Linked DNA regions of Homo sapiens: region 2 is linked to region 1. A link is an interaction called in ENCODE POLR2A ChIA-PET data of the cell type or tissue named here. Cell type or tissue: OCI-LY7. All regions are shown on one strand. Links, peaks and the distances in the headings refer to the core of each region. The heading gives the core; the rest is flanking DNA. Region 1 overlaps SGPP1 (sphingosine-1-phosphate phosphatase 1). Region 2 overlaps SYNE2 (spectrin repeat containing nuclear envelope protein 2).

The links. Peaks named below come from ENCODE experiments on the same cell type or tissue, not always from the same donor. Only the 100,000 strongest peaks of a DNase experiment are listed, where the experiment ranks them.
Region 2: POLR2A ChIA-PET joins it to region 1 with 12 read pairs; 3 of 35 experiments call an interaction of 5 or more read pairs at or near these places.

Annotation. Positions count from the first base shown.
Region 1 is chr14:63,720,307-63,725,687 of GRCh38, reverse strand. All of the region lies in intron 1 of SGPP1 (sphingosine-1-phosphate phosphatase 1), which reads left to right. Among named protein-coding and RNA genes, the nearest start is that of SGPP1, 5.1 kb to the left of the region's middle. In OCI-LY7, for the core only: no CTCF peak of the experiment used is centred there; no DNase peak of the experiment used is centred there; H3K4me3 peaks cover 1,902 bases; H3K27ac peaks cover 1,824 bases.
Region 2 is chr14:63,861,322-63,866,702 of GRCh38, reverse strand. All of the region lies in intron 1 of SYNE2 (spectrin repeat containing nuclear envelope protein 2), which reads right to left. Among named protein-coding and RNA genes, the nearest start is that of SYNE2, 11 kb to the right of the region's middle. RefSeq lists an enhancer at 2,272-2,331. In OCI-LY7, for the core only: no CTCF peak of the experiment used is centred there; DNase peaks (open chromatin) are centred at 2,212 and 4,352; H3K4me3 peaks cover 4,091 bases; H3K27ac peaks cover 4,799 bases.

The DNA.
Region 1 (5,381 bases), core at 299-5,298:
TGCTGAATCGTTTATGGGATATTGATATTCTAACATTTCAGGGTTATTTGAATTATCAGAATAAGCTTAGATTTAGTTTTTAAACAACCTAGTATATTTAACTCAAAGTTTAAGAAATTTGCGTATCATAGAATTTTAGACTTTGAAGTAGACCGGATGTTAGAAATCACTTAGTTTCAAACTGTCATTTTACAGATGTGCAAACTGACCAGTTACATTAAAATTAATCTTGTAATGCTTTAAATTTCTTATTTTACATTTTTTCACTCTAAATTTGCATGATTTTTCGGTTAGTTGTTCTGAAAGAAAGCCTCCTGACGGAGTCTCGCTCTGTTGCCCAGGCTGGAGTGCAGTGGTGCAGTCTCGGCTCACTGCAACCTCTGCCTCCCAGGTTCAAGCAATTCTCTGCCTCAGCCTCCCGAGTAGCTGGGATTACAGGCGCCTACCACCACACCAGCTAATTTTTTAAGGATTTTTAGTAGAGATGTGGTTTCACTGTTTTGGCCAAGCTGGTCTTGAACTCCTGACCTCAGGGGATCCACCCATCTCGGCCTCCCAAAGTGCTGGGATTACAGGCGTGAGCCACTGCGCCTGGCCTAAGCCTCCTTTATATGAAAGTTCTGTGTTTATAAATGTTTGACTAATAATCCAGTACAAAAAACAAGATGGCTTTTTAACCTTTTTCCTTTTTTTTTTCCCTAAGAGTCGGGGTCTCACTATATTGCCTAGGCTGGTCTCGAACTCCTGGGCTCAAGTTATCCTCCCTCCTTGGCCTCCCAAGTGCCAGCTTTTCCTTTTTTTTTTTTAAGACGGAGTCTCGCTCTGTTGCCCAGGCTGGAGTGCTGTGGCGCAATCTCGGCTCTCTGCAATCTCCTGATCTCAATCAGGAGATTGAGACCATCCTGGCTAACACAGTGAAACCCCGTCTCTACTAAAAAATACAAAAAATTAGCCGCCCCCCGCTCATCGGCCTCCCCACCACTGGCCTCCCAGAGTGCTGGCATTACAGGCGTGAGCCACCGCGCCTGGCCTCCTTTTCCTTTTCCTTTTTTTTTTTTTTTTTTTTTTTTTAAAGATCCTTGTTATCTATTGAAAACAAAAGTACCTTCCTTTGCTTCAGCTGTTTGGGTCCTCTACTCTGTGAATTAGTATTGTACTGCATTGGAGGCTTATATAGAAAGCCTTTCCCCTAGAAACTGGGGGAAGAATTAAATAATGAAAGCCTGGTGTTTTTCTAATAAGTTTTGGTTGGCAGTCTTGCCTATCTGCTGTGCCTCAGCTGCTTATTTGGGACAGGTATGGTTACTTATATATGCCTGGCGTGCTGAAACATCTCTTGAAACTGAGTTCTATACCATTCCTTTGTCTTGGCTTTACTACTTCACTACTACCTACTACTTAATGTTTCTGCCCTCATTGAAATTTGCTCAAGATTCACCACCCAGAGCATTTTAAATTAATCCTTTCTGTTTCATTATTCCTCACTTACACTTAAAATGACAGTATATGGCCAGGTGTAGTGGTTCATCCCTGTACACCTAGCACTTTGGGAGGCTGAGGCGGAAGGATCCCTTGAGCCCAGGAGTTGGAGACCAGCCTGGGCAATATAGCGAGACCCTGTCTCTGCAAAAAAAAATCAAAAATCAGCTGGGCATGGTGGCGCATGCCTGTAGTTCTAGCTACTAGGGAGGCTGAGGTGGGAGCATCACTTGAGCCTGGGAGGTTGAGGCTGCAGTGAGGTGTGATTGCACCACTGCACTTCAGCCTAGATGACAGGGCAAGACCCTATCTCAAAAAAAAAAGACAGCGTACAAACTCGGGGTTGTTTAAAAATGCAGATTTCTACATTTCCCAGGGTAAGTTTCCCAGAGATTCTGACCCATTAGATGAGTGAGGAGTTAGTTGTATTTCTTCAAGATTGCTGTCTCAGCTTCTTTGAAATTCCAGTCTTTGAATTTTTTTTTTTTTTGAGACGAAATCTCTCTTTGTCACCCAGGCTGGAGTGTGGTGGTGTGATCTTGTCTCACTGCAAACTCTGCCTCCCCGGTTCAAGCGATTCTCCTGCCTCAGCCTCCTCAGTAGCTGGGACTACAGGCGCACACCACCACCCCCGGCTAATGTTTGTATTTTTAGTAGAGACGGGGTTTCACCATGTTGGCCAGGATGGTCTCGATCTCTTGACCTCGTGATCCACTCCCCTCAGCCTCCCAAAGTGCTGGGATTACAGACGTGAGTCACTGCACCCTGCCTGAATTTTTTTAAGGTACGTTATAAGACAAAGGAGAGATTGGAATAGTATAGCTCCAAGTAATTACTTAAAGAGTTTTGTATATAAATTTTATGGTGATGGAGGATAGAAAATGTTATGACCTTTTCCCAAGGATTAAATAACTTGAGATCCATTGCCTAGGATAATGGTTATTGCTCTCATATTATTCATTGGAATTTTTTGTAGCCTGAATTGGAAAAAAAATTAAGAAATAAGGAGCATCTGATATAAAGACAATAAATAGTCCTTTGAAGAATAAGATAAACAATATGACGTTCCTTTTCCATTTATGTTTGCATGTTCTTTTCAAAAATAAAATTTCTTAATTTTTAAAGCTCTGTTTGACTTGAATTAATTTAATTTTTAAATAATATGGAATGTAATCAGTTTTAACTGTATACTTTATTTAATTAGAAGGTTTTAGATTAATTTTTTTTTTTTTTTTTTGAGACAGGGTCTTACTCTGTCGCTCAGACTGGAGTACAGTGGCACGATTCCGGCTCACTGCAGCCTCGACCTCCCAGGCTTAAGTGATCCTCCCACCTCAGCCTCCCAAGTAGCTGGGACCACAGGCACACACTACCACCAGCTAATTTTGTTTGTTTGTTTGTTTGTTATAGAGACGGGGTTTTGCCATGTTGCTTAGGCTGGTCTTGAACTCCTGAGCTCAAGTGATCCTCCCACCTCGGCCTCCCAAAGTGCTGGTATTACAGGCGTCAGCCACCTTGCCCTGCTAAAAATTAGCTGTAGCACTTACTTTATAGACAACTCATTGCCAACTAGTCTTTCATTTTGTGTGCTTTTACTACTTTTTATTATAATAATTATATTTTATAATAATAATGTTATAGCATTGTTAATATTTTTATTTTTTATTTTTTATTTTTTGAGATGGAGTCTCACTCTGTTGCCCAGGCTGGAGTGCAGTGGTGCGATATTGGCTCACTGCAACCTCTGCCTCCTGGGTTCAAGTAGTTCTCCTACTTCAGCCTCCTGAGTAGCTGGGATTACAGGCACGCCCCACCACGCCCGGCTAATTTTTTTTTTTTTTTTTTTTCAATAGAGACAGGGTTTCACCATGTTGGTCAGGCTAGCCTCTAACTCCTGACCTTGTGATCTGCCCACCTTGGACTCCTAAAGTGTTGGGATTACAGGCATGAGCCACTGCGCCCAGCTGTTAATATATATTTTTAAGCACTTACTATGAATCAGACATTGTTTGAAATGTCTTTTATCTCATTTACTCTTCTATAATACCCCAATGTTCCTATTACTAGCATGGGTTTACAGATGAGGAAACTGAGGTACAGGGAGGTTATATTATGTAACTTAAGCAAAGTAACCTAGCCAGTAAGTGTCAGGGGCTCAGACTGACTCAGCAGCTTATATAGAAAATTCATTTTAAATCACACTTTGTGTGTGATTTTTAAGGTATGCTTGCAGTAATATTATTTTTGAAATATATGATTGTATTCTTAAAATATGAGAATAGCTTTTATATACCTTGAGAAGATAATTTGTGTTTGTGTATGTACATACATATGCAACATCCACAAATATTTGTGTTTTAAACATGTATGAAGATGTTGACTGAAATCAAATGCTGATTTGTCACCTAATATAAATAAAAAATTTGATAAACATAGTAAGAGCTTTGGAAAAGAAAGACACATAAGAATATTCTGTCAAAATGTTGTTTACTGTAAATAATAGAAGAAGATATCTGTGAGGTCATGAAAAGATAAATGGAAGAAAGGCAAAAAGTAAGAGTTACAAAAGTAGGTCACAGTAAAGACCAGAGGAGGCTGCAAGATCCAAGAAAAATTGATCACTATGGTAATTCTGGAAAGAAACACAGTTTATTAAAAAATTGAATTGGCTTGCCTCTTTTTTATGGAGCACGATACTTGTGTTTGAAATTCACGTTTTCCTGAGTTTATAAGTCCTTATTACTAATTCCTTTTTTTTTTTTCTGGATACGAAGTCTTGTTCTTGTCACCAGGCTGGAGTGCAGTGGCATGATCGTGGCTCACTACAACCTCCGCCTCCTGTGTTCAAGTGATTCTTCTACCTCAGCCTCCTGGGTAGCTGGGATGACAGGTGTGTGCCACCACACCCGGCTAATTTTGTATTTTTTTTGAGATGGCGTCTTGCTCTGTTGCCCAGCCTGGAGTGCAGTGGCACGATCTTGGCTCACCCACCACCATGCCTGTCTCTACTAAAAATACAGAAATTAGGCTGGGTGCTGTGGCTCACGCCTGTAATCCCAGCACTTTTGAAGGCCGAGACGAACGGATCGCCTGAGGTCAGGAGTTCAAGACCAGCCTGACCAATATGGTGAAACCCCGTGTCTATTAAAAATACAAAAATTAGCTGGGTGTGGTGGCAGGTGCCTGTAGTCCCAACTACTTGGGAGGCTGAGACAGGAGAATTGCTTTAACCTGGGAGGCAGAGGTTGCTTGAACCCTGCTGACAGAACAAGACTCTGTCTCAAAAAAAGAAACATGAAAAGAAGAGTACATTTCTTTCTCTGTCCCACAGCTTCTAGGGTCTTTTTTTCTGAAGGATTCAGTGTTAGACATCTCTTGTTTAGCTTCCCAGAGGTAGTCTCTACTTTTGCAGACATACATTTATATAGTTGTTTGTTTGTTTTGAGACGGAGTTTTGCTCTTGTTGCCCAGGCTGGAGTGCAGTGCAATGGTGCGACCTTGGCTCACCGCAACCTCCGGCTCCCAGGTTCAAGTGATTCTCCTGCCTCAGCCTCCTAACTAGCTGGGATTACAGGCGTCCACCATCACGCCCGGCTAATTTTTTTAATTTTTAGTAGAAATGGGGTTTCAGCATGTTGGCCAGGCTGGTCTTGAACTCTTGACCTCAGGTGATCCACCCGCCTCGACCTCCCAAAGTGCTGGGATTACAGGCATGAGCCACCGCACCCGGCCTATATAGTTTATTATTCATACACAAGGTAATATACTGTACTGTTCTGGATCTTGCTTTTATCACTTAGTAATATATTGCAAAGACCTTCCTTCCCCTCCCTCCGTCTCTTTCTTCCTTCCTTCCATCCATCCATCCTTCTTTTCCTTTTTCTCTTTCCTTCCCATCCTTC
Region 2 (5,381 bases), core at 85-5,084, 140 kb before region 1:
ACGCCCAGCCAGTGATTCTTATTGCTGTTTTATCATTATTTTCAAATACAGAACTTACAATTTTGATCATGTATGTTAGAGAATTTACCTGTTCTCACTTTTAAGCTATAACAAAGTAGGTGTCACTGATATTTCACTTTTTTTGCACTGTAGGTTGTCCAAAGGAATATAGAAATACTGAGATAAGCTTTTTAAAAAAAAGAATAGAGATGGGGTCTAGCTGTGTTGCTGAGGCTGGTCTTGAACTCCTGGGCTCAAGCGATTTTCCCACCTTTGCCTTCCAGAGTGGTGGGATTACAGGTGTGAGCAACTATGCCTGGCCAAAATAAGTGTTTTAAAACAGATGCAAATCTTAGTACCTCTCTTAGTTGGCCAGCTTTTTAAGTAAATTGAAAGAGTTCACCCAAAGAATACCACAGAGATTTTCTTTTGTTTTAGTAGTCTGACATCTCAAGTTCCTTTGGTGTTTCGAGTTTTGTTTCTACTCAGGAAAATGTTGTGGAATGCATAAGACATTTTTAAAGCAGTGTTCTAATTGTTCACCAGCGGAGAGGAAACAACTTAAGTGGTGTTTCTTGTTGGTTGAGAACATATTATATGTATTTTGGGGGCTGAGGACATATCAGGGATATTTCTACAGGGAAGGATTTGAGATAAGGAAAAAAATATTTCTTAGAAATCTCAAAACTATAGTCTGAAATTCCATGAAAAGAAAATTGAAGAATTTTGTAATCCAAGTCATTGGAGATAAAGGGTCAGAAGGAACATTTTTGTTGTTGGAAGTGTTATCTTCCAAGAAGATCCATAAATCCTTTTTTAATGAGCTAGAAGATATGCTAAAGAAAAAGGAATCTCAGAAGTAGATGGAAACAGGTTTTTTGTTTTTGATTTGTAAAAACAAGGTCTTGCTTGGTTGCCCAGCCTGGTGTTCTTTTTTTTAAAGGCCAGATAAATTTCTTTTTTCTTTTCTTTTTTTTTGGGGGGGGGGTGGGTACAGAGTTTTGCTCTTGTTGCCCAGGCTGGAGTGCAGTGGCGTGATCTCGGCTCACTGCAACTTCCACCTCCTGGGTTCACGTGATTCTCCTGAGGTCAGGAGTTCAAGACCAGCCTGCTCAACATGGTGAAACCCCATCTCTACTAAAAATACAAAATCTACTCTCCTCCACTTGGGAGTAGCCTCCAGCTACTTGGGAGGCTAAGGCAGGAGAATCACTCTCCTCCACTCTCCACCCATAAAAGCCCTACTCATCATTCTAGGCCTGGCAATACACCCTCAGCTCAAATGGCAAATGCTTTACAAAATTAGCCCTAACTTCCCCAAAGTTGGCATCACTTGCTTTATGCACCCACAGCACCTTGCTTGTACTTCAGTTGGCACTTCTTCCATTCTAGATAATACTACAGTGACTTGTTTACAAGGCCATCTCCCCCAGTTCCTGAAGAATTAGGGCTCATATATGATTCATTTCTGACTGTCCCCTAAACACCTGATACCTAGCCCCTTGTGTACTGCACCCTTGAACTGAATGTAATAACTAGCATTTGTTACCATGTGTTCTATAGGTACTATGCTTTCTGTTACCTGTATTATCTCAGTAATATAAGTACGTGGGATTTTAGTTTCACTTTTACAGATGAGGAAACTCTACTCAGAGAGGTTAAGTAATTTGCCCAAAATAACACCTCTAGTATATGGCAAAGCTAGAATTTGAACCAGGGGTCAGACTGATTTCAGAACCCAAGCTTTTAACCACTACACTATACCACAGACATTTCTAAAATTCACTTGTTCCTATAGAATGTATGCACACGGAGTATTACTCAAGATCAACACCCCAGGAAATCATATTTAACCCTATCAGCACATGGAGGTCCTTTTGGTTCTGCTCTAGTCCAGGGGCATAAACAGGCAGACTCATGATATCCCAGATTCATTTATTTTTCTCCTTTTTTACCCCCACTCCCAGTCCTCACTACCCCTGAAAAACAAATTAGAAAAGAAATGATTTGGAAGGTAGAGATAAAAAAAGAATTCAATCTTTCACTCCTTGTAAGACACATAATAGTAACAGTAAGTGTATAAGATTTAGCAGCCATATATAACCTAAAAGAATCTGTTGGATCACTTCAAAACATGCTCACCCTGCTCAAACCTGAAATCAACAGCAGTTGCTAAGAAAACACATGACCGACTGCAAGACAACATGATGACTCACCCAAGGAACAAGCTTACCTTCCAGTTCTCAGAAACCATCACCAACAGAGAGTCTTTGTAACCAAATCATCAATCTGTGGTTACAAACATTCAGAAGTTTCTTTTCATCCAGCTCACAAGGGAATATAATCAGTACTGGATTAAACACTTTTATAAAATTAATTATTATCCAGCAGAGGGGAAACTTTCTGCAAAGAAAAATGTACAAAGACTACAAAGGTAACTTATTTTCTTTTAAACAAAGACGTATTAACAGAGGAAAGATTCTTACTCAACATCATCAAATGAGTGACTACAAAGGATATTCTAACAAGAGCAAGCTTAGTAACCTATTTTCTTTGCCATTACACAAGTGCAAATAATAAAACACATCTTGGCCAGGCGCCGTGGCTCACACCTGTAATCCCAGCACTTTGGGAGGCTGAGGCGGGTGGATCACCTGAGGTCAGGAGTTCGAGACCAGCCTGGCTAACCCCGTTTCTACGAAAAATACAAAAAATTAGTCAAGCGTGGTGCCGTGCGCCTGTAATCCCAGCTATTCAGGAGGCTGAGGCAGAATTGCTTGAACCCGGGAGGTGGAGGTTGCAGTGAGCCAAGATCACACCACTGCACTCCAGCGCTGGCAACAAGGGCGAAACTCCATCTCGAAAAAATAATGATAATAAAGATAAAAAAATAAAACATATCTTTAACTCTTTAATAAACAGAATTCTAATAAACAGAATTCATGATAATCATTCCTTTTTTTCTTTCTGAATCACTATCTCAAATTTTTGAACTAAAAGCTCTAATATGCATTATTCTATCAACAATCCCATCATACACTGGCTATAACTCACCATTATACTATAGTAACAGCTTATATGCATTTGAGTTGTGGGGGGTTTTTATTTGTTTTGGAGGCATGGGAGACAGTCTTGAACAGCTTATTTATGTTGTTGAAATGTACAATTAAGATAAAAATATCTTCTGAGTAATATTTTAAAATGAAAATTAGCTAACTCCTATGTTATGACCCATTAATTCATGTATCACACAGAAGCGGCTAAAGATGAAAATCTCAGTCATAAGTGATACAATCAGCTTTTCCTCAGGATACTACAACTTGTCCTCCAAAGCCAAAGTAGGAGAAAACAGGTGGTATGTCTGTAAATCAATTCTGTCCCCTCTCCAAACATGAACTATCCCATAACCTGATCTCCTACTAAATGTGTCATCTCGAACCTTGAAAAAAAGACACCATGGAGCACATTGACTAAGACGAACGGATTTTTAAAATGTATTATGCATCCCCACATGCTGAATACCTTTTCTTTCCAAATGAGGCAACATAACTGCTGAAATGAGTACTGAGAATTCTTAATTTACATATATTAAAAATCTGCCCCAAGGCCAGGCACGGTGGCTCAGGCCCATAATCCCAGCATTTTCGGAGGCTGAGGCGGGCAGGTCACTTGAGGCCAAGAGTTTGAGATCAGCCTGGCCAACATGGTGAAATTCCACCTCTACTAAAAATACAAAAATTAGCCAGGTGTGGTGGTGCATGCCTATAGCTCCAGCTACTCAGGAGGCTGAGGCAGTAGAATCACTTGAACCCAGGAGGCAGAGGCTGCAGTGAGCCAAGATCACGCCACTGCACTCCAGCCTGGCAACAGAGTGAGACTCTGTCTCCAAAAAAACAAAACAAAACAAAAAAAAAACAAAACTGCCCCAAAACCTTCTAATAAAAACTGCCCCAAAACCTAATATCTACCTTCCTAAAAACCTGCCTTTCAAATTAAAATTTCCCCTTCAAGTGCAACAATTCAATTTTGGCAGGGCATGCGTGTATAGTCTTTCTTACTATTCTAGAATATTATCTATAAGTATAATGCACATATTGCTAACATAATGACAGTAAATAAAATGTTTTAATAAAATGTATTCACGGTAGTGACAAGTATACTTATTTTTGCCAGGCACAGTGGTTCACGCCTCTAATCCCAGCCCCTTAGGAGGCTAAAGCAGGAGGATTTCTTGAGCCCAGAAGTTTGAGACCAGCCTGGGCAACACAGTGAGATCTCGGTCTCTACAAAATATCAAAACACGAGGCTGGAGGATCACTTGAGCCAAGGAGGTCAGGGCTGCAATAAGCCATAATCACACCACGCTGCACTCCCACCTGGGTGACAGAGCGAGACTTCGCCTCAACAACAAAAAAAGTATACTTTTAGTAGATGTTATGCAAATACGAATATATGTACATGTGTCCAACTGTTGTTTTGTTTTATCCAACTTTTGTGTAAATTAGCTCTAGATAAGTTTTATCTATAATGTAAGGGAAACCAGGAAATGGCTACACATGATTTGGTTTCAAATTCATTTCTAGCACTTTAATATCTCAAATAATTTAAAATCCAATTATTTAAGGATAAAATGATATGATGTATAAAATTTGCTTCAAAATAATCCAGCACGGGTGGGATATGTGAGGACCTGGGTAAAACCAGATTGACAGGATTTAATAATATTCATTCTGGGTAATCGTTATGCAATAGTACATTTTACTATTATCTCTGCTTTTGAATATATTTGAAATTTTTCATAATAAAGTTTTTTAAGTCCAATTTACTATTGCTCCACTGTCAAACATAACTGTATCATTTTGAATTTGTTTTATGTGCTCACTTCAACAACACACATAGTAAAATTGAATTTGTTTTACCTACATTCCTTTTTTTCTTTTTAGTCGGGGTCTCACTGTGTCTCTCACGGCTCACTGCAGCCTCAATCCCCCAGGCTCAGGCGATCCTCCCACCTCAGCCTCCCTAGTACCTGGGACTATAGACATGCACCACCATAGCCCAGCTAATTTTTTTTTTTGAGATTGGGGTCTCACTATGTTGCCCAGGCTGGTCTCAAACTCCTGGGCTCATGTGATCCTCTCGCCTCAGCCTCCCAAAATGCTGGGATTACAGGCATATGCTACAGTGCCCAGCCTACACTGCAATTAATGTTTTATATGATATTAGTGCCAACTAATGCTCTTAAAATACAACGGGGTAGGGCCAGGCACGGTGGCTCATGCCTGTAATCCCAGCACTTTGGGAGGCTGAGGTGGGCGGATCACGAGGTCAGGAGTTCGAGACCAGCATGACCAACATGGTGAAACCCCGTCTCTACTAAA